7 separate regions of the Homo sapiens genome follow, and all the other regions are linked to region 6. The links are chromatin loops, found by intact Hi-C in ENCODE. Cell type or tissue: OCI-LY7. All regions are shown on one strand.

Region 1 (4,000 bases), 850 kb after region 6:
ATTTTCAATGTGTTTGATAATTATTTGTTTTAGTGTTCGCTGGTCGGTGTCTTTATGTCTGTTGTACATTGTGATAATCAGTATAAAAATCATAGACTTAGATAACATGAGGTGGAAGAAGCTGTGCCTATGTGAAAACAGAAAGTCAAAGACGATGTTCTAGACTTCTAATGATGTAAAATGGGCTTGGGGTTCTGTAACATGGAGGTTACTGATTTCTTTTTGGCTCATGCCAAACATAGAACAACAAACCCCACTCAGTATCTCACTAAGGGCTTTTTGAAAAGAAGAGGTAGTTGCCATTTTAGAGTTTACAAAGTACTTTTCACATTTCGTCCTCCCAATTACCATGAGCAGTCAATAGTACACATCTGTGTTACATATGAGAAACTTCAAATTCAGAAAAGCCAGGAAATGTACCTGTGATGACTTGATTAGCAAGTGTCAAAGGAACTTGAATTTAGGTCTTAATTTCTAAGGCCCGTATTCTACCATGCCTGGCTGTGATATTTCCCTCAAATGCAAAAGAATCATAAATTATTGTTATTTAGATTTTATTGGTAGTATTAAGTATCCAAAATCATCACCAACTTTTGGAGGCTAAAAGAATTTGGGTCCAATTCTGTAGGCTATTATGATTAGGAAAGCAGTGACTTTCACCTATGTATTATTATTATTTCTTTAATTCATTTTTAATTAGAGCTATTTGATACAAACTATTTAACATCCATCCATTTTATTTCTCTTAAAACTTGTGTCATTCAAATTTACCTATATATTCTGTTGTGCTCATTGTTTCCCCCAACTGCCTCTGATTTTTAGTGTAGGTAGCTAGGAGAATACAACAATAGCAAAACTCCGTGGGTTAGCTACAGATCTGGATTCTAATGAGAATCCAGAGCAAAAAGGAATAGATGAAGCAACACAGATTCTGAATTTTTTATTTCTCATGGCTCGATTCTTACTTGCCATGTCTGGAACTCACTTTATCTCAGGCTTCATGACCTGATGCTTGTTTCTGATGCAGTCTAATCCACACTTTAAATAAACGATTTGAGTTCTCATTTTGGTAAATGTCAAGGGAAGAAGAGATATTTCATGCACCTACAGCATCCTAAAACCTCTTGCCAAATCCATGAATCTGACTCTGCATTATCCTTCCCCAGAAGGAGAGCATAATTTCATTATCCATGAATCATCACCTCTTAGACTGTAACATCATTGTCAGAGAGCCTAATAGAACCAGTGTTCAGCTGGCTGAAAAGGGGGAGGGAGGGAGAAAGCGCTGAGGCAAAGCACAGGTCACTGGCACAATCAGCAAACTGGAGAGTTCTAAAGCCGGAAGGGGAGGCCCCCCTCCTTTGACACCTTTGACATATCCCTGACCAGTAAATGACTGATGCTGACTCTTTTGATATAATATTAAAATTTGTTTTTCCTACCTAAATTACATGTATCTTGCTGATGAAAAATATTAACCCCTTTAATAAAAATATCAAAATGCTTAGCCAGCATCGATGAGTATAAGCACTCTAAAATATTTCTTATCTATTCTTATTGCGTTATTACTCGCTTTTCATCTTGGACACTTATTTCTAGCCTTCAGTACCAATTCTATGGCCTCTGTTCCAGCATTACTATAAAAGTCAAAATGAAAAGTATAACATTCAAAAATTACATTATAATTATATTTCCCAAGGAAATGAATTAAATAAAATTCAAATCTGATTTACTAGTCAAAAAACATGTTGTAAACCACGTTTACATAAGGATTCAGGATAAAAAGCTAAAATGTGTGAATAGCTGTGGTTAGTCTAACCAGACACTAGAGGTCACTGCTGCTCCATAGAAAGACAATTTACTGCCTGTCTACTTAGGTAGTTCACTCACCAAATCAAGTAAAAAATTGTTTAAATTCTTTGAAAAGATGTAATGTCAACGTCCTTGGAAAATACAAACTCATTTCAATGCAATATATCTTGCATAAGTATTGCTTACAAGACTGTGGCACTGGGACTATTTAACTACATGCTGTGGTAGCACTATGTGTACTGGGGTTAATAAAAATGGAAAAAAACTCACATGAAGTTTAGAGACTAAATCCCATTTCTTCTCTGTTTTGGTAAAGCAAAGTATTCTGTGTTCTGTTGTATAGTTCAACAGGTCAGGCTTTTTTTTTTTTTTTTTTTAACTGTTGTCACCTTTGAGGGAAGTCCAATATTTTATGTAAATACGTACTAGAAAAATAAATATCAATCACATTTCTCTAATCTGCATGAACTTGAAATACTTATACAAATAGATTTATGATATGTAGTCCAGAAAGTACCATGGGATGGAGGTGAGGCAACAACTTTTGAGCAGGAGACTGGCAGTTGGCGTTTTAAAATTTACAGTGGTAAACTAGTTATTAAATCTACAAGAATTATATATCTGTGCTCAGAAGATACTGAGAATTACAGAAGATTCATTCTCAAAGAGTGAGGAGAAAGAAAGAACTTTTTTCCCATAATTTCATGTCCCAAATCAAAATGAGTTTTACCACCTAAGGGATTTTATTTTCGTTCTTATCTATTATTATGTTTATTAGTAAAGTTAGGCATTAAAAAGTGACAGCTTTCAAAATATTGGTGATTCATTTAGTGTTATATCATATTTTATATTCCAAGTAGCTTTGAATTTTAGGAATGCTTTTCAATACAGCAAGCATATTTTATATATACTAGTAGCACCATGGCATTGAGAATTTGCAATAATTCAAAAATATAAGTATTCCTTGCCTAAATATATTTGGTATCCATCACAAGTAAGGCAGAAGGTTAAGTGAAAAAGAATAGAAATGGGGTTCTTCACTTTAAGACTGCATTTCATTAATACAAACATCTTTAGTACAGATAAAAATGAGGCTAGCCAAAGAAAATTTCTTTTTAAGATGGAATATGTATTTACTGATGCTTTATGAAAAATGTAAAGTTACAACTTCAGTAAAAAAATCACAATAAGCTCAGTCATCCAGTAAGCTGTGAGGAAGTATCTGCATTATTAATCCATTGGAAATATGTGACTTTTTGTCATGAATACATGTATATTCAACAATTATTCATGGGTAAACATTGTAACTAAGATGTTTTTCTGAAGTGGCATCTATTGTAAGATTTAATCAATATCAAAGTACCTTGAGAAATCCACTTTAACTATTTCTTTTTCTTTATTGCTTATAAAAGTATGATTTTAATGATCTGGCATCCTTAAAATTTTATTTTATGGTGACTTGCCTAGATTTTTCCTCTCAGCATATGAAAAACCCCCAAACAATAAAAAAAAATTAGTAAAAATAGCCATTCACTTTTTCTTTGTTGCTGCAGTGATTCTGTTTTCAGAGAAGAGGGACATGGTTAAAGATGTAGGGGTTGGCAAGCCAAATTAAATGAAACAGCCTCAATGTTGCAGTTCCTGATATTTGCTTCTATAATAGAACTGTTCATTTTGGAGGATGAAGGAGAATACAGACTAAATATATCTTTCTAAAAACCTTAATTGACTGTGGTTCAAGTTACTCAAATATGGAAGCTATGATATTCGTGCTGCAGTCAATAAACTTTCACCAATGACATAAAAACATGCATGCAGCTTGCAGATTGCCAACAGGGTCTGTACAGAACTGTACTGATGGATGAGTTCACAATACAGATGAACGCAGGGACATTGTAATGTCAGCAATAGAAAAGCAACAGAGAACTGTCATAGTGTTGGTCTTTTTTCCTCTAAGATTCGTTTTATACATTTATTAAGGTGTTATCAAAGTCGTCCTTTTCAATGAGGCTGTGGGTGGAAGGCACGTCTTGGAATGTGTTCTCTTTACACATCTGAATGAAGTGTCTGTCATTAGGGGACTGGTGTGTGCAGGACATGTAATGGAACACAACAGGGCAGCCTGACAAATTCTGAACAGAACAGGACAGAGCTAAGGATTCTACTAACTACATTAGGGTCTTCGAAA
Region 2 (4,000 bases), 69 kb before region 6:
TCAAGTGATTCTCCTGCCTCAGTCTCCGGAGTAGCTGGAATTACAGGTGCCCACCATCACGCCCAGCTAATCTTTGTATTTTTAGTGGAGACGGGGTTTCACTATGTTGGTGAGGCTGGTCTTGAAACTCCTGACCTCAAATGATCCACATGCCTTGGCCTCCCAAAGTGCTGGAATTACAGGCGTGAGCCATCGTGCCCGGCCTATTATACTTCTTATTGTTACTTAAAAACAAACAAACAAACAAACTACTTTTAGAGCAGTTTAGTTTCACAGCAAAATTGAGGGGAAAGTACAGAGTTCACATACCCCATCTCCCTTCCTCCCAGAATAACCTATCAACATCCTGCACTTACTATTCTTAAAAATGGCATTAATAGCATTCATCATCGCACCTGATTATAACTTGAAAACGCTATTTCTTTTTTCATTTTTTGAGACAGAGTCTTGCTCTGTCGCCCAGGCTGGAGGGCAGTGGTGCGATCCCGGCTCACTGCAAGCTCCGCCTCCCGGGTTCAAGCGATTTTCCTGCCTCAGCCTCCCGAGTAGCTGGGACTACAGGCCCCCGCCACCACGCCCGGCTAATTTTTTGTATTTTCAGTAGAGACGAGGTTTCACCGTGTTAGCCAGGATGGTCTCCATCTCCTGACCTCAGGTGATCCGCCCGCCTCGGCCTCCCAAAGTGCTGGGATTACAGGTGTGAGCCACCGCGCCCGGCCTGAAAACGCTATTTCAACAGCCTTTGGAGAATCATTTACGAATTTCTAGGTATTCATGTATTCTATGTCTGACTCAACAGTAACGCCTTTTGACTCATCCGGTTCTTGGACCAGGACGCTGTCTTGCTCTGTAAGCCAGGGAGAGATTTTATTAGGCTATTTTACAAATGCAGGGTCTGAAACAAAAAGGTTACGGTCCGGGCAGGCTATGTTTTCTTTCTACTGGATCTTAAGCTGGACCGGATCAGTAGATTGAGGAGCAGGCTTTAGAGAGCCCAGTGTCAATCTGGAATCTAAGCCCTTCTATCAGAGCGCAAAACTCGTGTCCAGGACCCCAGCCTTAGCGGGGAGCAGGGGCCCGTGTGTCGGGAAATAAGGACGAATGGTTGCAGGCACAGTTTCTGGAACCTGCGTTTTGTGCCTCCTTTGCTCGTATTTGGAAAAACCGCTGGGGAAAGGCGCCGATTTCATTCTGCAATACAGAACTTTGAAGCGAGGCTGGAAGGAAAAACGAGAGGCGGAAAGGGTCAGGTCAGAGTGCGACTTTCAGGGCCGCGCAGAGCCCACCTGTGGGCTGGCTAATTTTCATCCTCGCTCGGAGCTTCTGGAGCTTGTAGCCTCTTGTTTTCCAGCCTTTCTCCTTTTGATTTGAGCTTAGTTTCAGTTTACCTACTTCCAGACTAGGGCATTCGATGTAAAAATAGCACTTACGGAGGGCGGGGGGCGGAGGGGGGGACGGTGTCCCTGAGTATGAAAGTAACTGGCTTGTTTCCGGTTCCTCTGTGGCGCCGTTCTCGCGATGCTCGCGATGCCTTATGGGAGTTGTAGTCTCGGGTGAGAGACGCTTCCCGGCAGGGAGGAACAGGCCTCCAAGGCCTAGGATTGAGCATCGGACTCTCCGTGTCTTGTGTGTGTGGTTCTCTTCTCTTCTCTTGTCTTGTGTGTGTGGTTCTCTTCTCTTCTCTTCTCTTCTCTTCTCCCCTCCCCTCCCCTTCCCTGCCCTCCCCTCCCCTCCCCTCCCCTTCCCTGCCCTCCCCTGCCCTCCCCTGCCCTCCCCTTTCTTTTTTCTGACGGAGTGTCACTCTGTTGCCCAGGCTGGAGTGCAGTGGCGCGATCTCGGCTCACTGCAACCTCCGCCTGCCTGGTCAAGCAATTCTCCTGCCTCAGGCACCCGAGTAGCCGGGACTATAGGCGCCCGCCACCACACCCGGCTAATTTCTGTATTTTTAGTAGAGATGGGGTTTCACCATTCTGGCCAGGCTGGTCTGGAACTCTTGACCTCAAGTGATCCACCCGCCTTGGCCTTCCAAAGTGCTGGGATTACAGGCGTGAGCCACCGCGCCCGGCCTCCACAGAGCTTTAACTCTGTTAAAAAGTTCTACATAATTTCTACTATACGCTATATTCTTCCATACAGAAGAAAAATTATGGGATGACTACATCGACTTCACACAGTTTAAAAAAGTATAAAAGGAAATGAAAATCTTCTTTTGAGTACCTGCCCAGTTCCTCCCCTAAAAGAATACTGTTGCTTGCTTTTTTTTTTTTTTTTTGAGATGAACTTTGGCTCTTGTTGCCCAAGCTGGAATGCAATGGCGCAATCTCGGCTCACTGCAACCTCCGCCTCCCGGGTTCAAGCAATTCTCCTGCCTCAGCCTCCCTAGAAGCTGAGATTACAGGTGTGCGCCACCACTCCCAGCTAATTATTATTAGTAGTAGTAGTAGAGACGGAGTTTCACCATGTTGGCCAGGCTAGTCTCGAACTCCTGACCTCAATCAGGTGATCCACCCGCCTCAGCCTCCCAGAGTTCTGGGATTATAGGCATGAGCCACTTCGCCCGGCCTGCTGCTTGCTTTTTTTTTTTTTTGAGACGGAGTCTCGGTCTGTAATCCAGGCTGGAGTTCAGTGGTACGATCTTGGCTCACTGCACCTCCACCTCCTGGGTCCCGGTTAAAAAAATTCACCTGCCTCAGTCTCCCGAGTAGCTGGGATTACAGGAACGCACCACCATGCCACGCTAATTTTTGCTTTTTTTTTTTTTTTTTTTAAGTAGAGACGGGGATTTCACCCTGTTGGCCAGGCTGGTCTTGAACTCCTGACCTCATGATCTGCCCACCTCGGCCTTCCAAAGTGCTGGGATTATAGGCGTGAGCCACCGCTCCCAGCCTGTTGCTTGCTTTTTAAAGGCAGTTATCTTTAGAAAAAATTACAAGTGCAAATGTACATACTATTAAAAAGTACACAATAGAGATAATACTGTAATACTCTTCTCAAACCTGTTTTTTCATTTGATAGCACTCGTTAGACATCTTTCCATACTTGCACATAAAAAGCTATCTTTATTCTCTTTTCACTGGCAATACAATAGTTCATCCTACAAATAGCATAATTTATTCATCTCCTGCCCTCCTCAACTCCACCGATGAACATTTTGTTGTATATATATTTTTTCCTGTTGCAAACGACGCTGCAGTGGTCCTCTTGAACATATTTTGGTGTATATCCACAAGCTGAATTTGTAGAGACAAAATTGCCCTGTCAAGTATAGATATGCTTTATAAAAGGTGATAAATACACCAAATTGCCAAATTGTACCAAATTACACTCTCATCCAACAATGTATGGAAATGCTTTCTTCGTCATTTCTGTTTTCTGGCATGGGTATTATCAAACCTTTGCTAATCTGAGAGGTGAACAACTTTATCCTCTTTGGATTGATTTGCAGTTTCATAATTATTAGTGATGTTGCACTACTATTTGTATGTTTATTGGTCGTTTGTATTTCTGAAAGTAGTTGTATTTTTGGCTTAATTTTCTTTCTTTCTTTCTTTTTTTTTTTTTTTTTTTCTAGACGGAGTCTCGCTCTGTCGCCCAGGCTGGAGTGCAGTGGCGTGATCTCCGCTCACTGCAAGCTCCGCCTCCCAGGTTCACACCATTCTCCTGCCTCAGCCTCCCGAGTAGCTGGTACTACAGGCGCCTGCCACCACCCCCGGCTAATTTTGTTTTTTTTTGTATTTTTAGTAGAGACGGGGTTTCACCGTGTTAGCCAAGATGGTCTCCATCTCCTGACCTGGTGATCCGCCTGCCTCGGCCTCCTAAAAGTGCTGGGATTACAGGCGTGAGCCACCAAGCCCGGCATTTTTGGCTTAATTTTCTGTTGTGTTGTTAAGCTTTTTAAAATTGATTTGTCTGCACTTGTATATTAAGGAAGTTAGCCTTTTGTCTGTTATGAGAATTATGAAATTTTTTTCTTTGTATATTATTTGCCTTCTGATTTTGC
Region 3 (4,000 bases), 260 kb after region 6:
TAGAGTTTGATATAGTAAGGGTCAAATCATTTCCCTGGAAACTTAATTATATTCTATAAAATCTTATTAGCCTGTCTCATGGCATCATAGTCACAGTGGAGTTCTGGTGTGTTTAAGATGGTCAAGTCTCTATCTGTAGAAATCTGTCTAATGGCACAGAGTGAGAATATGGGAAATAAATGACATAAAGAGAGAGCAAATGCAAATGTCTTGCAAATTACATTACTTGACATTTTCAATCACTAACCCTCCAAAGTATGTTCTAATTTATGAAAATAAACCAAGAATCCAATTTCTTGTGAGCTTCCTTTGCTTAATTAATTATTAGTAGCAGACAGTATTCTGTGGTTCGTTGCAATTTTTCACCTTTGTATTTATCTAGTATCTGATTTAAAAAGAATAGGAGCATTCTGATTCAGCAGAACTGATCAGAACTCTCTTTCTGATCATAACTCATCTGCTCATAGCTCATCTGTGTTATAGAGCAGAAATGAATAAATGTTTGCTGAACATGCCACATATGCTTTGATCATCAAAATGTTAAGTTTTCCTTCCTTCTCAAAATACAAGCTCTGAGAGATCTTTCTTGCTGAAGTTTGTTGGGTGACCTATTCTGCATAGATATTATTATAGAGGCAAGCCAGATTCCATGCCATTATAGCAAAATATCGTGTAAGCAACTACATTTTCATAAATTTGTTTGTTTCCATGATTGAAATGTGAGCACTCTTTAATGCTTCCTCATTATGATTTAAAATTATACATTCACAGTGCTTTCTAAAAAATTTTAAAGCAGAAGTATATCCTAAAAGATGAACTTTCTTTTTTATTTTTTTTAAATGAAGTATGCTCTTTTGTTAGAATGAGGACTGAACAGGCTTCTCATGCATGCAGTAATGTTGGTTATACTTAGAATATGGTTTATAACTCTTTCTGTGTCCCTAATTATTTCATTGAAAGATAATTAGCTAGCATTTGTTATCACTGTATTATGAATGGGAGAAACTGAGGCTCATTATCGACTCTTCGTGTTAGCAAGTTGAGAATTTGAGAAAAATCTGCTGCTATCCTAATGATCTACTTTTGTTTTCAATTTCAGTTTCAAAGGACATTTGAGTCTCTCAAAAATGTTGCCAACAAATCTGACCTCCAGAAAACCTACCAGAAGCTTGGGAAGGAGCTGGAAAATTTGGATTATTTAGCCTTCAAACGTCAGCAGGTAGGAGTCAGAGCTCTCCTTGGTGGAGGAGATGAACACTTTAGGCTTCCTGCCATCCTGCCTGTCAGAGGTGCAGGTGGGTCTGAGGAAACTTATCTTCTAATGGTTAGAGCAGATACAGGTTGTGCTGTGCTGATCTGCTGTGTTCATATGGCTTCCCACAGTGTTCAATGTGGTCCTTGCTTTTAGATGTGTACTTTAGGGGTTTCCACATGTGTCCTTATACCTCTCTTAAAGAAAATTCCTGCTGGTTTGTGAAAATCCAACTACCCTTTGACTAGGGACGCTTCAGAGGCATAAAGGGAGTCTCTATAATGGCTTGGCCAGTTGGCTTTTATATTTGACCTGGGGAGAAAAATCACCTGAAGACCAGGATAAGGTTGTGGGTGTACATGCAACATTAAGGAAAATAGTCATAAATATGCCAAAATATGAATTGATCTTTAGTTTTCTTTGATCTTTGAAGATGAGTAATTTGCTAAGTGTGGAAGATTGAAGGAAGATTTACTTTTCAAATACAAGGTTTTTAATTGCCTCCTTTTGTAGGCCCCTAGATAAATAGAGAGCTGAAATAAACTTTTATAGGGTTTGTTTTAGAACTGGTACTTTATAACCTAATATTCATCATGATTAAATGCTGTGTGTTTTGGAGACACTGCCACAGTAGCTCACTACTCTTCCTAGGCTGAATCTGCTCCAGTTTCTTCACAGCCACTAGGTGTCAGCGTTGTCAAGCTTTTACTTCCACCAAAGGTTTATTCCGATCAGAACAGCCAGTTAAATGTTTAAATGAGGTTGCATGAAATTCGGTAATGTGCTCCATGATGGATAGAGTCTAGAAAAATGACTAAATGTCTGACTTGCATGGCCAGGCCTCGAGTCGATCACTTGAGAGACTTTCCTCTTAGAGTAGCAAAGGGTGTGGCATTCTCACCATTGCCTAATTCACAAGTTTTGGATCCTTTTGGATGAAGGTTTTCAAAGCAGAATTTTCTATTTTTAGTTAAATCTCATTAAGTCAACATGATATGGTCTAGAATTACTGGGCCAAAAAGAGAATTGTGTTCTAGGTATTGCTCTATCACAGATGTTACATGGACATTTAACCTTTCTATGGCCTTATTTTCCTAGGGGTTATATTTGTTTTATAGAATGTTCCAGGGCAAATACATTCTTTTTGCAGACACATTAATTTACATGAAAAAGGATACAATGTCCATTTAAGTTTTGTTTTTTTAAAAAAATTAATGATGATCTAGGTATTAGCACTTGATGGTTACTGAGTGCTACTATAACAAACCCCCAGAGGATGCTGCTTAGCGTTCACACCAGAGTCACTCCTCCGGCCTATGCAATTTTTAGTACAGTTTTGTTTCCAAAACCATATTTTACCATGGAGGGGTATTTGAGCTGGCAGGCAGTAGTCACTGTACTCTTCTGTTATCGTTTCTCATTAACACATTTTCAGTGATTGGATTCTTTTATTAGCTAATTGTGAATTTGGAAGAATGTAAATGCCTCAGGGGCAGAAGGGTAGAACTCTGGGAGAATGGCATTGAGGATAGATGGGTAAATTATATGTGCATAAAGAAAAGATGAGCACATGGAGTGTATACATATATGCCTATATAAATCATCTATACTATTTATTAAATGAAAAGCATATGGCACATGGTATGATTTAAACATTTATGAATTGAATCTTTAAATGCTTATAACAATACAGTGAGGTGGCTTTTGTTAGCACCATTTTACAGATGAGAAAATTGTTAAGGAAGTTAAGTAACATGCCTAAGGTCATGGAGCTAATAAGGCGTGAAACTGGGCTTCAAATCTAAATCAAGTCTGACTTCAAACCTGGAGTGTTATGTCTTCTTGATGGGCAGGGTCAAAGGGTCAGAACATCAGCTCTTCTCTAGCTTGATGGGATTTATCTTTTATCTCGCATTCTATTCCTTTAAAGCTCCAAAACCTGATGAAGCACACGCCAGAAAGTGTTTTTCTTCTAATGGAAAAGATTCAGGCCTCTGTAAAATTGCCAGTTTAGCAAGAAAGTTTCCTCTTTATAAGGTGGTATTCTTTGTATTAGAGAATTAGTCATGGTTTGTTCCCTGGTCCAACCATATTTATCATTCCGCACTGGGACAGAACATAAGCTCCAAAAGGACAGGGCCTCGTCTGTCACCTTTAATGCTGTATCCTCTCCAGTGCTCCTAACAGTATCTGACTCATGGCAAATCCTCAGTAAATATTATTGGTGGTGTTGTTGCTATGAACAAAGAACCATGCCAAAAGGTTTGACCTCAGATTATAGGCAATTAAAATCAATGTGTTTTGCTACACATTTAAAATTCAAAAGAGCATAAGCCTTTGGTTTCCTGGATACCAAGGGCTGAGAGATTTTCCCTTGCCCCTATGTATTATTGAGGTTTTCTCCTAACATATTTTATTCTTCTATCCATTTTTTAAAACAAACAGAAAATGCCAGTGTTAACTCTGAATTATGGATGTCCAATGAATTGACTATAATTATTTTATTGGAGTCATCCATTAGGTTTTATTTTCTGTCCCCTTCTATGATATTTTTAACATCATCTTTGAGAGATTTCTTTCTCGGCACAAGATAAGACTACTGGAGTTCTTTGCTCCATTCTCTCACTTCTGTTTTTCTGAGGTTACTGTGCTTTCTTTCCTAGGTCTGAACTTAGTATTTATTTATTTAAAAGAGTGAGTGCCTGCACATCAGCTATTCCTTGGGTCAGGGCACAACATCTCTACATT
Region 4 (4,000 bases), 83 kb after region 6:
GACCCTTTTGGGAGTGAAGGGGAAATAAATCATCTTAGTGGGTTGTGAAGTGAGAGGTAAAAACATAGGGGTGGTGGACAACTCATTTGGGAAGTATTATGATGAAGGCACAGAGAACTAAGTAGCAACCACAGGGAGTTGTAGGGTAAAAGTATGTTTTGTTTGTTTGAAAATTTTCAGGTAGAAGTCCTGTGGCATATTTTTGCACTGATCATTGGAGAAAGGGTGATAATGCAGTGTGTGAGGTGATCGTGAAGGAGCAGAGTCCTTGAAAAGGTGAGGGAAGAAGGGATCCAGCACACAAGAGAGATTAGCCTTTGGTAAGAGCAAGAGGACTTCTTGCATTTTAATAGGAGGGAGGGTAGAGAAGATGAGGCTCGGTGTTAGTGGGTTTATAGATTTGATGATGGAAAGATGTGAAACATCTTCCAGATGGCTTCTGTTCTTCTTAGTGAGGCAGGAGAGTTGGTTAGCTGCTAATAATAAGGATGGTTGGGAAGGGAGAGTGAGAAACATTTTTTTTTTTTGTATTAATAGTACATAAGACCTTCAAATCAGGGGCAGATTCATTTAGATTCACCTAAAATACCTGACAAGGTGCCAGAAGTATTTATCACATATTTTTGAAAAAAATGGTTTTAATTATCACAAACAGGGATTATTCCTAGCTTTAAATCTCATTTTAGAAAGGTATTATGGCTGTTCAGAAAATTACATATTTTTAAAGCCCGAACCTGAAATTGCCAGTATTTTGAGATATTATGGACAGATGAAATGGACTCATGGTTCATGCAAAAGTGATTTTCATTCTATAAGGGATTTTATTGACAAGAAGAAACTACTCCATTCTGACTAAAGAACATATTGCACCCTGGAGGATTTATTTTCCAAGAGAGGCTACTGACAGGGATAGAATTATCTTCTTTTTGGAGGCCTCCCTTCTCTCCTGTAATCTTCTAGCTGGCGCCTAACACAGGGCTCTGCATCAAGGGGCTTCTCAATACATCCAATTGAATGACTTTGTTTGGGGCCGGTCCTGATGCCCAGAACGAAAAAACTTACTTTTGATTACCTCGGGAGAATTGCTAGTAATGGCCCTGATTTATTCTCTCTCTTTTTTCTCTCTTTTTTTTTTCCCCAGCTCTTCTACCCTCAATGTTTGATTGCTTGCAAGAGGCATGTGAGCCAAAATTTTAAAGTTTGCAAAGTATAAAGAAAGGAAACAAGTAAATAGGGAAGGAGAATAAATACTGAACAAGACTGGGCAAGGTGACAAGAAAGAACTACTGTGAAAATCTGGAAGAGGGCCAGGATGCAAAATGCAGGGGCTGTGTAGTTTACAGGAACTATTTAGCCTCCAGCATGCCTCAGCGATCACACAGAGAAAGGCAGATTTCTCTGCTTTTGTCTCCTACCCTATAGTTAGCTATGGAAATTTGACATAGGTGATATATGTTTTCTGTCAGCAAACTGATACAAATACAGAGGACCATGGGGCCTGTGATCAACAAATCCAACGTGATTTGAATTGCTAGGAGGGGACCTCTTGTGGCTATAGTGGGAAATACTTCAGCTAAATACTACCTTGGAGGCTGCAGATATTTTTATGAAGGAATTAAAAAAAAACCCACTATAAAAGCTCTTTAAAATTACATTTCAGATATTTATAATATTTAATTGTTTTGATAACACCAAATTCTGTAAGAAGGTTTTATCTGTATTGCATCTCTGAAGAGTTCAGTGTAATTTAAAGCTCTTCAGCTTTTATCCATTTAATTCACATATCCTCTGAAAAGCAAATGAAAAGAATAAGAGTTCTCATCTACATTTTGTAGGTGGAAAGGAGAGGTACAGGGCAGGTAAGTAACTTATTGTGGTTTCACAGCAGGACAAGCTAGGCTTATGATAGAATTTGGATATCTCATCTTGGGCTCAATTCAACAGTCCTGGTTTGGAAAACATTCATTATTAAAGCTCTAAAACAAAACCTGCTATTTTGCAAGTGTCAAGTGATTTCTTTATTCAAGAAAAGATGGATTGAGAGACATAAAACTTACTCTTTGTTTCACTGTGAAAAGATGCTATTCCTAGATTCTCCAGGGGGAAAAAGCTGCTTTAAAAAAATCTGGGGAGGATAGCATGTTAGCAACTAAGAATCTTTAGATAAATATATTGTCAATTATGCCCATTTTAAAGGTAGCTACATAAAAATACAGTTGTTTTGAAGGCTATCCTGAAAATCATATAAAATGAACTCCTTTCATAGTTGATTCTCTGACAGTTCCCAGACCCTGCCTTTCCTCTTGGCTCCCTGAAATTTGTGCTAAGAGTATCTGGAGAGCCAATAAATAAATGCTTTCTTTTTATTTTGAATTCAGCCTTTTAAGAACAGGACTGCCAAAACTCAAACAAGTAGTTCATATTTTAGTTAGCACCTCTTGTTTTAGAAGCTATTAGAAGAAAGTCGGAAAAATGGTAATGTCCAAGGAAATGCCACAGAAGTTCGAGTGGGATGTCAAGGAATTGATGAAATGATAAAGATTGTTTCAGTGGATGTGAAGATATTGAGGGAGAAGATATCAAAAAAAAGGGAAAAGGAAATGTGAAAAAGAATAGTCATAGAGAGAAAAAATAAATTTTGGTGGAGAAGACTTTTTTTTTTGGTGGCTTAAATTTAATAATGGGTTAACCTATTGAGTTTTTGGTAAATCTTCAGTTTAGATTCTTTACTGATAATGATGTGGTTCCTCATAAATACTGGAAGGAGAGAGTGTGATGCTTGGTACAAGGGATGAGACAGGTAATATTTCAGAAGAAGAAAAATACGATCTCAGATGTGACACATGGCCTTGATGCCATCATCTCTAGGGTTCTGAAGACATTGAATTTTACATAATTGATCTTTTGATGTGAGGATTTCCTGGACTCTTGTTTTCCCTGCTTTATCATTTTTCACTTTCAATAATTCCAGCCTTTGGCTTTAATTAGATAGAAGAGGTTCTTCTTTTGGAAAGGAACTAGAGAAATGCAAATCTAAACTTATTCAGAGCTATGTTTGTAGGTCTCTAGGCAAAGTATGTGTCTGGCCTTTTTCAACGAAGTATTTTCAGTAACAAGTTGTCAGTGAGGTCAGTGACTAGCGGTTCAGGATTAGATACCACCCACCCTGGCTTGTAACCTCCCCTTTCTTTCTTATCCTGGGTGAACAACGCTCAGCGAAATTGACTGCCCCACTGTCATCTGCCTCTCAATTTGGTACTCTGTAACTCTGTGACCACCAAGAAGCCTTTTTCCGTCCCCCACAAAGCTCTTTTTGGAAAATTCCCTACGGGAGCTGAATTTTAAGCCCATTTACTTTATAGGAAGAAACAGAAAGGTAAGAATCAAGTTTGTAAAGAGAAGAGCTGAACTTCAGCGAATTCTCATTTCTGCATTGAATTCCTGTGTCTTAGTTATAATCATAGGTTTAAAATTTGGGGTTTTCTTCTGAACTGAGGAAGATCACATTATTGTATGAAATAGGAATGTTTTGACTAGTTATGAGAAACGTAGGCTTTCACGCTAATTTTAAAGTTATAAATAACTTTCGAACTATTGCCAGGGGAAGCTGGTAGCCAAGGTCGTGCTTTGCATTCAGAGAGTTTCTGGCTATAAAAAGCCGATTGGATACTGTGCAGGAAAAGATAAGATATGGCCTGGATGCTTGTGCTTTGGCATGGGAGTGGGGAAAAGGAAGCAAAGATGGAATATGTTTGAAGGGATTTTACTTTCAACCAAAAGCTAATTCATAGTAAATGGAAGATGTTTCAAGTGAGATAATGGCAAAAAGCATTAATTTCTGAATTTAATGTCTATTTGTTTTATAATTGGAAGGAATATTAAGAGGTTGAGGAATGCTCTCAGAACTGTTTGATGACCAGTTATAGTCAAATGAAAATCACTGTATGGAATGATCATGAGATGTAATGATCAATCATGTAAAGAAAAGGTCACTATCTAA
Region 5 (4,000 bases), 110 kb after region 6:
GGAAATTCCAGAAATAACCAATCCACAAGTTTTAAGTGTGTGCCATTCTGAGTAGCACAATGAGATCTTGTGTTATCCTGTTATGTCTCAATCAGGACACGAATCATCTTTTTGTCCAGCATGTCCTGCTGTATATGCTGCCTGCCCATTAGTCACTCCTAGAGGCCATCTAGATTTTCAAATGGACTGTCGTGGCCTAGCCCCAAAGCGCAAGAGTTCTGATGCAAGCATATTGTTATAATTGCTCTATTTTATAATTATTATTGTTAATTTCTTGCCTAACTTATAAATTAAACTTTATCATAGTTTGCAGGTATAGGAAAAACATATATAGGGTTCAGAACTATCTGTGGTTTCAGGAATTCACTATGGGTCTTGGAACACATACCTTGTCTATAAGGGGGGACTATTGCCTATATAAAATATATTGAAAATTCAGATACAGCATATAGTGTATGGAGGCATTTTTGCTAAAAGTAAAAAGGAGTATTTTAAGTAAGTAGTATCTATTCACTGCTTATTCAATCTCTCCCTACCCCTAAGCGTTATCCTTAATTTTTTTTAATCTACAAATAGAATTGAGGCTAATAAGGCCTTTAGATGTAGGTTCTTAAGGCACCTGCGAAAACCAAAAACCATTGAGTGAGACATAGTTCAGGAGAGCCTGTGTCAGGTACCAAACTCAGAGCTGAAAAGTAAAGTAGAATTAAGTGGGTAACTAGAAACAACAACAATAACAAAATTATTTATATACATATTCCAAAATGTGTGGATGATTGGCAAAAAGGATAAGCAAATTACTGGCAAAACTGACTTTTCAGTTTTATTCTGAATAGTGGGTTATCCTATAAGTTAATTTGAGAAAAAAGCCCAGGTATCTATTTTATATTACAGCGAATGTATCTGTTTAGAAAATTGAAGATATAAAATTTCATAAAAGAATATAATTAAGAGGTATCCTATTTTATTTCCAAATGTAAAATATGATATTTACCTGGCTATTGTTAGTTATTACATGAGGAAAGAAACTGCCACATTTGAGTATGAGAGACGATCTTATAGAGCAGTTTCTTTCAATGAAGAACCCAATGCTTGTTTTTATTATTAGAAATAGAATTCCCCTTTAAAGGAAAATAACCTATAATTTTTTATTTTGAATGACAATTGAGGAAGAGAATTAACATTTATTTTCTCTTTGGAAAATTTAGTACTTTAGCATAGAGGATGTGCCATTAGTGGCAAATCTGAGAGCAGGAAAAAGAGATTGCTCTTTGAAATTGCTTTTTCACTTTTGCCATAGTTAACTTAGTTAACTTGATGTTTGTGATATAATTGCATCAAAGAAACAGAAAATTTTTTATCTTCAGCCAAGATAAATTTGTGGAAGTTAATGATTTTAGCTAATTAGATAGTAAAATTTTTATTTTTAGAATAAATCAGGCAAATTGCTGTCCATGTCTTTCCACACTAAGTGAGTGTTAAGTTGTGAAATAAAGAACCTATAAATTGTAAGGGAACTTTGTTAGTCATAATACCGCATGTTTATGAGAAATATATTAATGCTGTAATAACAGGAAGTATATCTTTAAAATTAGTCTGTGGCTTCTAATATATAATGAAAATTTAGCAAATATTAAACAGGGAGTTAAAGAGGTTACAAATGTCATATAATTTTGAAGAGAGATTTTATCCTGTAATTTAGTTCTGTTTTCTTCAGGATTTGTTTTCGATTTTCTAATGGAGCTTAGAATCTTTATGTAAGATTGTTGTTCATTTGTTTGTCCCAGAAAAATTTAGGATTGTGGGAAGTCTTTCTGATGATTGAACCCAATTCTGCTTCTTCTTGGTAATTCTGCCACTTCTTGGTCTTCTAGTGCTTTTTTTCAGAGGATGCAGCTGTTGGAGCAGATAGAGGAGGAAATAATGGTAGTGTGATACAGATGAGAAGCATTAATCTGGGCTCTAAAAGTCAAATTTATATGGGCAAAATAAAATGGGATATTTCTAAGCACATTTACTAAGGAAAGTTGAGATGATGTGTCCCAGTTCCTAGCTGAAGTATAAAAATACATGTCATTGGGTGCAATATGTGGGCTTTCAGAATCTAATAATACCCTCTGCTGGCTAAATGAGGAATTGTGTTTAAAAATGAGTGACTTGGCTTTTTTGTTTGTTTGTTTTTAAAATATGGATGATTGCTCTATTATAAAAGGATTGAGCAGTGCAGAGTATTGTGAAATAATATAGGAAAAAATTGTAAATGTGAAGAATGAAGCCAATATGTTACTAAAATGTTTTCTAAAGTGAAATTAATGTAGAAATATCTATAAGTAGAATTTCTGAATCTTTTGGTCTATATTTTAATCATGAAGTAGGTCATAGGGAAGGAATGCAGTAGGGGGAAAATACGTGAATCTCTGGCCCCTATCCTCAATAACAATTCAGATTAATTCAAGATATTTAAATTACCTTCATTAGTTATTCCTAAATTACTGTTGTAAGAGCTATTGACAAATATATGAAGGTGAGATAAGAACTGCTTTTCTCACCCCACCACTGGACACTACCTGGGTAACGGGATCAATTATACCCTAAATGTCAGCATCATGTAGTATACCCATATAACAAACCTGTACAAGTACTTCCTGAATCTAAAATAAAAGTTGATATTATAAGGAAAAGAAAGAATGGCTTTTCTGTGGATAGCCTGATTTAATTTCTGTTAAAAATAACAGGCATATTCTTAAGTAACCTGAAAGCTTGATCGCTTCAGGGAAGTATCATATAACATGCCTGTTTTATATTTTTTCTTTCTACTTTTACAAATTCTCAAAAATTCTACTTTGGGATTTACAGTGTTTTGGGTACATAATGACCATGCAAGTTGTATTTAGAAGTTGATAGTGGGTAATGTATTATTATTTCATTGTAAATCTGAAAAATAGAATTTCAGGTCTGATTCTGCTGTTTGATGTTACCCTTCACTGGCATGTTGCTTTAAGAGCACCCATCCCCCCTTCTTGCTTGGGCCACTGTGTCCTGTCAGTCATCCTGAAATACACTAGGGTGCTTGTCAGGCTGTTTGCTTACAGATGCATCATAAGCCAAATTGTGAGCCATGATAGTGGCACTGAATTTCTAAATACAAGAAATTGCTTAGACAATTGGTTTAGTATCTGTATATGGGCAATACTCTGTCCTGCAGTAGGTGAGTGGAGTGTCAAACTTTTAAAAATCAAACTTTGCTATAAGGCAAATCCTAGTAATTATAGATTATCTGTTGCTCGGTTAGATAACTTTGGGGGAAATGAAAGGACATTATTTCTATAAAATGGGATGAATAGAAACTATTATGTTGTGCAATTTTTACTTTTATAACTAATTTTCGTTTTAGTAACACTAAACTCTAGACTATTTTATGAAAGCTCCAATTTTAAATGTCTACTTTTCCGAGTATATTAGCAGGCATTTCAGATTTAGATAAAAATGTGGTTCTCTTACACATTTTTTCTTTCACAACTCAGGCAGATTCAATTGAGCAGAGGCTCGAGTCTGCTGTTTATTAGTGGTTTTAAAAATAGCACTAAAACAGATTCTCATGTGCCAATACCCAAGCTATAGTAGTCTTACATCAGCTCATTTAAAAACTCCTACTCTGTAACTGAGCTATTACTATAATGATTGAGTAACTGTATGCAAGGCACTAGAAACTTTACATACTTTAGACACAAAAATTGTACAGCGAGTAGGTTATTTGTGCAAATAATTTAATTGCTTTTAATTAAAAGTTATGGGCTTTTAAACTTAAATTGTGCATGGATTTTTCCCTGTAGTTTTTGTGCGCAGACTTAAATATTTTTAAACAGAGAATTGGTAAAGCAAAAAAGGAGAAACTCATGATTTTTGATACTTGTGTATTCAATACGGTAGAGCATAGCTAAGAGGCAGCAAGAAGTTAAAGTTGTAAGGCTTTATCTAAGGTAAATGAGAAAAGATTGCT
Region 6 (4,000 bases):
CAGCTACTAGGGAGGCTGAAGTGGGAGGATTGCTTGAGCTTGGGAGGTCGAGGCTGCAGAGAGCCGAGATTGCACCACTGCACTCCAGCCTGGGTGACAGAGCGAGACCCTGTCTCAAAAAAATGAATAAATAAAAAAATTTCTTTTGGTTTAAATTACTTAGTTTGTGGTTCTTTGTTATGGTAGCTCTAGGAAACTAATACACTCTATCATAAAAAATTAAAAAATAAAGATTAACTACTTTCCTCCCTTAAATTCTTTTTCTTCTTCTTTTTCTCTGCTTCCTCTAAATAATCTAAATACCTTTATTATGTGTAGGTACCTAATAATCTAAATACCTTCATTATGTGTCCACTTTGGGTATGATTCTCTGTTACTTTTTTTTTTTGAGACAGGGTCATAGCTCTGTTGCTCAGGCTGGAGTGCAGTGGTGCAATCATAGTTCTCTGCTGCCTCAACCTCCTGGATTCACTCAATCCTCCTGCCTCAGCCTCCCAAGTAGTGGGGGCCACAGGCATGCAACACCACGCCCAGCTAATTTTTGTATTTTTTTAAAAAAATAGAGGTAGGGTCTCATTATCTTACCCAGGCTGGTCTCGAACTCCTGGGTTCAATAATCCTTCTGACTTGGCCTCCCAAAGTGCTGGTATTATAGGCATGAGCCACGACACCCAGCCTGCTCTGTTACTTTGAATAAGGAGGATGATACAGAACTGAAAATCCAAAAGTGAGAGGTTGAGGGGCAGATAAGGAAAGAGGGATTCTTAGAAAACTAGACAAAGGCATAAACAAGAACCTTCAACTCTACACAGCCTCACCAGGCCTCTTGCATGTCCTGAATAAGCCATGCTCCTTTGAGCCATTGTTAGTTCCTCTCGGGGTCATGAGACCTGGTTTTTGGTCCTAGCACTGCCATTTTCTAACTCGGAGATGGTGGACAAGCTGTTACATATAGAAGACTTGTTTTCTCCTCAGGAAAGTGAGGGAGATGAGTTACATGAGGAAGCCTTCCTTACTGCTCTTACACTGGCTTGGGGGCTCCTTCAGCCAGCACCTGCTCTAGCGTGCATCACACTGTCTTGTCCTCTGCTATCATCTGTGGCTATGGCAAGCCTGGGAGCTCTCCGAGGTAGGAAGTGTATTGTTCACCACAGGATCTCCTCTCTGAGCACCTGGCCTTGTAATGTAGCAGATGCTTAATGAAAGTAGCCAACATAACCACATTGTATTTATGGTAAATCTATGCAAACATTTGGTAAAAATTCTCTTTCAGAGGACTAGAGAAGAAGTCATACATCTGTGTGTATCTGTTTTAACTCTTTACTCTGGGCTCTGCTAGGGACTGTCCTTCCACATTCCTATTTGGAGATCAGTCTCGGAGACATCCCCCTCCTTACTCCCAGCACCAGGGCTTCCACCCTATCCATGCTATGGCGTTGGTTATACATTTGCTGCAATGCCCAGAACTGTGCTGAGGACAACTAAAGTGCTTGTCCAGGTTAGACTTTGTGCTTTTTAGTGCTGAGGGTTAAACTTTACAACTGGTTTCAGAGAGGAAACAAGAAAGTGACACAGTACAATGGGTGTTTAACAAGAACTTGGAAGAAGGATTTTTCTTTGCTCAAGGGAAGACATCAGCACTCTAGATATGCATGTACAGTTGAAGCCCTGGAGAAAAATGAGCCTGGGAAGCACTTCAAACAAATGCATGCTGGTTTCTTGAAGGCATGGAATGAAATTTTTCCTTAGGAGTGATTCCATTTCAGAAAAAACAAGAATTTCAGGATGCAAAGTTACCCTATGATAAATGTATAATCTGATATTATAGTGATTTTAGCAGAGTGTACATCAAGATTTTAGCATTTGGGCAAACTTGTCTTACAAAAAGCCCAGCCCTTTGGGAGGCCGAGGCAGGCGGATCACTTGAGCCCAGGAGTTTGACACCAGCTTGGGCAACATGATGAAACTTCATCTCTACAAAAAATACAAAAATTAGCCAGGCGTGGTGGCACGTGCCTGAAGTCCCAGCTACTCAGGAGGCTGAGATGCAGTGAGCTATGATTGCGCCACTGTACTCCAGCCTGGGCAACAGAGCAAGACCCTGTCTCAAAAAAGTAAAATAAAATAGAAAAACCCCCAGCCATCTCTTTACTAGGTGATTTCTAAGATCTAAGCTTCTCTGCTTAGAATTTTTTATTCTACTTTCAAAGCTTCCCAAAGTAGGTTCTACCTAGATGAAAAGTTGATAGAGGACATGATAAGGAAGTGTAAAGGTTTCTCCTCCCCCACAAAATATTTACATGATCTCCAGAAAAAAATCTTCACGTCTGTAAACTCTGGTCACGTTTCTTTAGATGGCCACAAGATGGCAGCATTGGGCTAATAGTAGCAGAAGACTCCACCTAGCAAGCATTTCCAAGTAGCTGTGATGGTGCAAAAAGACTCCAGATCTGGTTGTTTCTATAACTCTACGGTGTGGTCTGCTATTATTGTTGTCCACTGCAGACATTTCATGAATAAAACCTAGCGGGGCTTGAAGATATCTTAAACAATCTAGCAATTCTGCAATTGCCCAGGCCAGTGCTGTCAGTGCAGAAGAGAAATACTTTTGTTCCCAAAGGGAATATGTGTGTGCCAAGAATCTGAAACTTTTTGCTATCTGAAAGCATTGTGGCCAGAAGTAAGATTGATGTGGAAGCTTAGATGAACATTTTAGGATGTTATGAAATAGGTGATACAACACTGAAAATATGTTAAATATCACTAAATGATGTTATAATGAATTGTCACTAGATGGTGGCCTTCAACAAGGTAGGGATATGTCTGTTTTGTTGACCACCATATCCTTAGCATACAAAAATATTGCCACAGTCTGGGCATGGTGGTTCATGTCTGCAATCCCAGCACTTTGGGTGGCTGAGGTGGGAGGATTGCTTGAGCCCAGGAGCTCAAGACCAGGCTAGGCAACACAGTGAGACCCTCCACCTCTACAAAAAAATTAAAATATCAGCCAGGCATGGTTGCATGCCTGTATTCCCAGCTACTCAGGAGGCTGAGGTGGGAGGTTCACTTGGGTCCAGGAGGTTGAGGTTGCATTGAGCCGTGATCACGCCACCGCGCTCAGCCTGAGCAACAGAGTGAGACAGTGCAGTGGCATGATCATGGCTCACGGCAGCCTCAGCCTCAACCTCCTGAGTTCAAGCCATCCTCCCCCTTCAGCCTCCCTCGTAGCTGGGACTACAGATGTGCACCACTGCACTCCAGCCTGGGTGACAAAGTGAGACCCTGTCTCAAAAAAAAAAAAAAAAGAAAGAAACGTTTCTATACACTGATTACCTTTTCTACCACCAAATCATGATCTTACAGTTTTTTCCACAATGATACTTTTGGAGAATGGGCTGAGAAGGAGCTGTTGCTGGGCTATATTCCCCTTCTCCCTCCTCCCAGCCTCATTTCCCCTGCCACCTCGAATATTCTCAGTATAGATATGCTTTCTATTTCAAGGATCTATACTAGTTTCCCAAAGTGTGATCAGGACAGCACTGCATCTTAGTTGTTTAAAAAGTGTAGATTCTTAGGCTCACCCCACATCTACTGAATCAGAATCTCCAACAGTGAGGTCCAGGGATTGTGTTTTTAATAAGCTCTCTTAGGTGATTCTTCTAATGTTTGAGAATCTCTGATGAAGAAGAACCTTCTACAGCCTTGGAGCCTGGTGGGTCGAGGAAGATACTTCCTCAAATAGCCTGTAAGGTAAGAAAAGAGTGAGGAGTGAAAGTTTAGACCACAATAGACACATATATCTCAGAATCAGTCAGTCAAGCCTAGCTACCCCTAATATCTCCCAAAGTGGATTCTGAACCATTACACTGTCAATGAGGAGCAGAAAGTGATGGGAATTAATTACTGTTATCTTTCAGGTTGCATTTTGCTTTGTATCAGTTATTTTTAATGCTGGAATGTGGGGCAAGTTGGGTAAAATGGGGAAGGGGTAGATAAA
Region 7 (4,000 bases), 470 kb after region 6:
CATACTCATTATGCATATACCACTTAACATTTAGGCTAGAAAAAAAATGTCTCAAAGATGTATGTATTAGTCTATTTTCATACTGCTATGAAGAAATGCCCAAGATGGGGTAATTTATAAAGAAAGAGAGATTTAATGGACTCACAGTTCCACATGGCTGGGGAAGTCTTACAATCATGGCAGAAGGTGAAGGAGGAGCAAAGTCATGTCTTACATGGTGGCAGGCAAGAGAGCATGTGCAGGGAAACTGCCCTTTATGAAACTATCAGATCTCATTAGACTTATTCACTATCACAAGAACAGCAAGGAAAAAACTCACTCCCATGATTCAATTACTTCCCCCCCGGGTCCCTCCGATGACACATGGGTATTATGGGAGCTACAACTCGAGATTTGGGTGGGGACACAGCTAAGCCATATCAATGTAATTCTGTAATTTAGTCTCTTGAATGTTGAAAGGATGATCCAGTAAGTATGTAGGCCAAAAGAGGGGAAGGAATGATAATTAAATGCTATAATGTGCTAGTTTGGCAATTTCCTGTCATGGAGAACATGAATGATTGGAGTTTTATGAGAACACATGTAGGGTAGAGTAGCAGAATCCCACAGGACCTTCTGAGAATGGGGACCAGATAATGTTATTCCTCTTAGTGGTAGTTTCATGGATCTTGACTCTAGCACTCTACCATTAATAAGACTCTTTCTTTTTGTGTGTTAATTCCTAATTCCACTGGTTAATTTCATCCATATTTTTCCTTTATAGGTCCCGAGTGATGAAATCTGATTTACCTAGCCACTTACCACTTCCACCCATTGTACAGAATTTAATGTACACGAGAATTAATGTACTGGTCACCTAATGGCCACTTTGAGATGCTTGGAGCACAGTCTGAGGTTTGGGGGTATAGGTTGTACACTCAGTCTTAGAAAGAGGTGATAGGCAAAGCAGGACTCAATATCTGATACTGACATATCTAGAATACTGAAATTAACCACTGTAGCTTTTCAAGGATAGTCTTCAAATAAGCATGATGTTTTCCTTCATGAAATTAGACTAGACAAGCACTGAATGGGTCTCTGATACTAGTGCTGTGGTTTATATGAATGGGATATTTAGTTGCTGAGGTAAAAACAACCAACCAACCAAACAAACAAACAAACAAACAATTAATCAGTAGCATGTTGTATAGAAGGCAGAGATTCAGGACTGCAAAGGCTTTTCATGCCATCTGTTGGAACTCAGTATATGACGATATGCTATGACTTTTAATCAATTAGCATTACTGCCCGTATAATTTGATCAGTTATTAGATACTGCTTTCTGCTAGTTGACAAGTTGATTTCCTTTACTTTTCTATAAGACACTGAAGAGAGAACCGAAAATGTAGCAATAGAATCCATTTGCATTTTTTTGCATTTATTAATTATTTAATCAACATAATAAAAGATATTTTTTTCCATACTTTCCTGATGAGGAAAATGAAGTCCAAAAATACTAAGCAACTTGTTAACAGCCATGTGTCTGTTAAAGCATAATGCCAGAGTTTGAATTCAGGTAGATTGTTTCCAGAACCTGCAGTCACCCACAATGCATAACTTTCCCTTCTTGATTTTTACATTTTTTTGTATCTTCCTTCCTTTTTATCTCCTGCTCTGAGTCTTTGATAGGTTTTCTCTGTGTGCAAAATGTTTACTTTCACTTCCCATGAACACTTACATTAAAGTGGAAATAGTGTTTCCTCTGGAATACTCTTCCCAGGAAAGCCAGATATGTGAAGGGTTTTACCTTGGATGGATGGGATCTAGAAGTCAGGTAAAATCCTTAATCCTTGTATTTTTTTTTAAAAAAATCCACCAGCAGAGGGCTCTAGAGAGGCTCAGAGCCAAAGCTATCAAGAAAATGGTCCAATGCAGTGTGATGATCTGGGGTTGTGGGAGACTGATGGAGAAGAAATTCTGAGGAGCTATTAGCTGGTAAAATATCATCAGCACACGCATGCTGATTTTTCCTCTTTTTCCGGCCACTCATTGCCATTTTTGAAACTTCCTCTGTAAAACTTCTTTCCAACTCTTGTTCCTGAGGTTTATGGTCCTGGTTTTATTAATTAAGGTTCCTGGATGTCATCTTTAGCTACATGTTACCATTTAAGGATGTCAGGCAGTGTGTACCTGAGAGTTTTCTTTGATTAATAAAGAGCTCTTCTTCAATCACCTATCTTGCAACTTGCATAACTTTATTGGAATATTGTTCATGCTTTTGGGAGTTTATTCCAACATATTATTTAAAAGACATTTTGTGTCAGTAGTGTCTCTTACTCAATATACCCCAATGTCTGGTATAAGAAGAATACAATCCTATTTTTCCCAAACTTTATCTTTTATTAGCTCGTTCTGATGAAGGTTCCAGTTCCTCCCATCTAAAAAAATTAAAAGGCCACCACTTTCCCTGGGCTCTATAATTTTTTTTTTGCTATCAGTTCTTTCTATCCCTGACTGTTAAGCTTTTTTAAAAGAGAAATTTGCACCTGCTTTATCTGTTTCTTCACCTCCTATTTTCTCCTCACTTTGCTTATTTGACTTCTAGTTCCACCCCACTTCTGAAACTCCTCTGGCAAATTTCACTGACTTCCTACTTGTCAAGCACACTGATTCTTTTTCAGACCTCATTTACTCAACCTATACCATAGACCAATATCTCCTCAAACGCTTGTTTTGGGTGTGAAATGCCATAATAGTTTTTCTTGTGTTTTCTGATCATTCTGTTTTGGTCACCTTTGCTTATTTTTCTTTCTGAGCTCAGTCCTGTATTAGCATCCACTGATATCTCTTCTAGCTACTCAACCAGATAGTCACCAGGTCCTATTGAGTCTGCTTCCCTAATCTCTCAAATGAAGCTACTTCCCTCCACTTTCACATCTACCACTCTAGTGCAGGTTCATCCTTTTTTCTTTTTTTAACTGTAATGGTATCCTAACTTATCTCCCCACTTCTAGTCTTGCCCCTCCAATCTAGCTTTATTTATTTATTTATTTTTTTACAATTCACATTGTGACCTTTTAAAAAGGAAAATATTACTCTTCAACTCCCTGATTTAAAATTCTTCCATGATTCTCTATAGATTTTAGCATAGTTAGCATAGGGTACAAGACCCTTCTTTATTTCTCCCCTACATACCTATCTAGACTTTTCCTCTTCACTTTTCACTTTTTACTTTAATACCTCCCATTGTCTCTCTCTCTTTTTTTTTTTTTTAATTTTTTTTTTTTATTATACTCTAAGTTTTAGGGTACATGTGCACATTGCGCAGGTTAGTTACATATGTATACATGTGCCATGCTGGTGCGCTGCACCCACTAACGTGGAGTCTCGCTCTGTCACCCAGGCTGGAGTGCAGTGGCGCGATCTCGGCTCACTGCAAGCTCCACCTCCCGGGTTCACACCATTCTCCTGCCTCAGCCTCCCACGTAGCTGGGACTACGGGCGCCCCCCACCACTCCCTGCTAATTTTTTGTATTTTTAGTAGAGACGGGGTTTCACTGTGTTAGCAAGGATGGTCTTGATCTCCTGACTTCGTGATCCGCCCACCTCGGCCTCCCAAAGTGCTGGGATTACAGGCATGAGCCACCGCACCCAGCCTAATACCTCACATTTTCTAATGCCTTTATACCTTTTTATATATAGCTTCTTCTTTGTACCTCCTCCTCTTCCCTTATCCTCACTCCTTCTGCTTGACTTACTATACTCTTTAGGTCATAGTTCTGGGATGTCTCCTCCAGAAAGCCTTTCTCTGATCACAGAGTCTAGAGTACATAACCTGCTTTGTACCTTGATGAAATACTAATAACTATAACTACCTGCTTATTTTTTGTTTCCCTTTGAAGGCAGAGGACAATTTTCCTTTTTCCTTTGAGTCAATAGCAACTAGCATAACGTCAGACACGTAGCAGATACCAAGTAATGATTGGGTGAGATTGGTTAGCTGATCCTTCCAACACCTCAA

Evidence for each region. Peaks named below come from ENCODE experiments on the same cell type or tissue, not always from the same donor. Only the 100,000 strongest peaks of a DNase experiment are listed, where the experiment ranks them.
Region 1: it touches region 6 in a loop (17-fold over the local background); 10 of 110 quality-filtered maps call a loop at or near these places.
Region 2: it touches region 6 in a loop (2.4-fold over the local background); 14 of 110 quality-filtered maps call a loop at or near these places.
Region 3: it touches region 6 in a loop (14-fold over the local background); 26 of 110 quality-filtered maps call a loop at or near these places.
Region 4: a loop joins it to region 6, with 17 times the contacts of the local background. A loop is called at or near these places in 94 of 110 quality-filtered maps.
Region 5: it touches region 6 in a loop (9-fold over the local background); 69 of 110 quality-filtered maps call a loop at or near these places.
Region 7: it touches region 6 in a loop (7-fold over the local background); 8 of 110 quality-filtered maps call a loop at or near these places.

What each region holds. Positions count from the first base shown.
Region 1 is chr10:66,929,382-66,933,381 of GRCh38, reverse strand. The region is part of intron 7 of CTNNA3 (catenin alpha 3); the gene reads left to right. All of the region lies in intron 2 of LRRTM3 (leucine rich repeat transmembrane neuronal 3), which reads right to left. The region is part of intron 3 of LOC101928961 (a long non-coding RNA gene); the gene reads left to right. Among named protein-coding and RNA genes, the nearest start is that of LRRTM3, 5.3 kb to the right of the region's middle. In OCI-LY7, CTCF peaks have their summits at 1,628 and 1,843 (motif pointing right); a DNase peak (open chromatin) is centred at 1,831.
Region 2 is chr10:67,846,996-67,850,995 of GRCh38, reverse strand. No RefSeq gene overlaps it. Among named protein-coding and RNA genes, the nearest start is that of DNAJC12, 11 kb to the right of the region's middle. RefSeq lists enhancers at 1,460-1,519, 1,550-1,599. In OCI-LY7, no CTCF peak of the experiment used is centred here; a DNase peak (open chromatin) is centred at 1,515; H3K4me3 peaks cover 1,095 bases; H3K27ac peaks cover 694 bases.
Region 3 is chr10:67,519,061-67,523,060 of GRCh38, reverse strand. It overlaps CTNNA3 (catenin alpha 3), which reads left to right. Exons shown (of 18, transcript NM_013266.4): 5 at 1,100-1,219. Among named protein-coding and RNA genes, the nearest start is that of MIR7151, 120 kb to the right of the region's middle. In OCI-LY7, CTCF peaks have their summits at 1,728 and 1,931 (motif pointing right); a DNase peak (open chromatin) is centred at 1,950.
Region 4 is chr10:67,695,376-67,699,375 of GRCh38, reverse strand. It overlaps CTNNA3 (catenin alpha 3), which reads left to right and starts at 3,181. Exons shown (of 18, transcript NM_013266.4): 1 at 3,181-3,376. RefSeq lists an enhancer at 1,432-1,481. In OCI-LY7, CTCF peaks have their summits at 1,349 and 1,562; a DNase peak (open chromatin) is centred at 1,515.
Region 5 is chr10:67,664,749-67,668,748 of GRCh38, reverse strand. All of the region lies in intron 1 of CTNNA3 (catenin alpha 3), which reads left to right. Among named protein-coding and RNA genes, the nearest start is that of CTNNA3, 29 kb to the left of the region's middle. In OCI-LY7, CTCF peaks have their summits at 1,905 and 2,113 (motif pointing left); DNase peaks (open chromatin) are centred at 2,108 and 3,028.
Region 6 is chr10:67,778,468-67,782,467 of GRCh38, reverse strand. No RefSeq gene overlaps it. Among named protein-coding and RNA genes, the nearest start is that of TRS-TGA1-1, 16 kb to the right of the region's middle. RefSeq lists enhancers at 2,205-2,254, 2,345-2,454. In OCI-LY7, a CTCF peak has its summit at 2,402 (motif pointing right); DNase peaks (open chromatin) are centred at 1,147, 2,367 and 2,807; H3K4me3 peaks cover 1,035 bases; H3K27ac peaks cover 2,005 bases.
Region 7 is chr10:67,304,631-67,308,630 of GRCh38, reverse strand. The region is part of intron 5 of CTNNA3 (catenin alpha 3); the gene reads left to right. Among named protein-coding and RNA genes, the nearest start is that of MIR7151, 97 kb to the left of the region's middle. In OCI-LY7, CTCF peaks have their summits at 1,648 and 1,853 (motif pointing right); no DNase peak of the experiment used is centred here.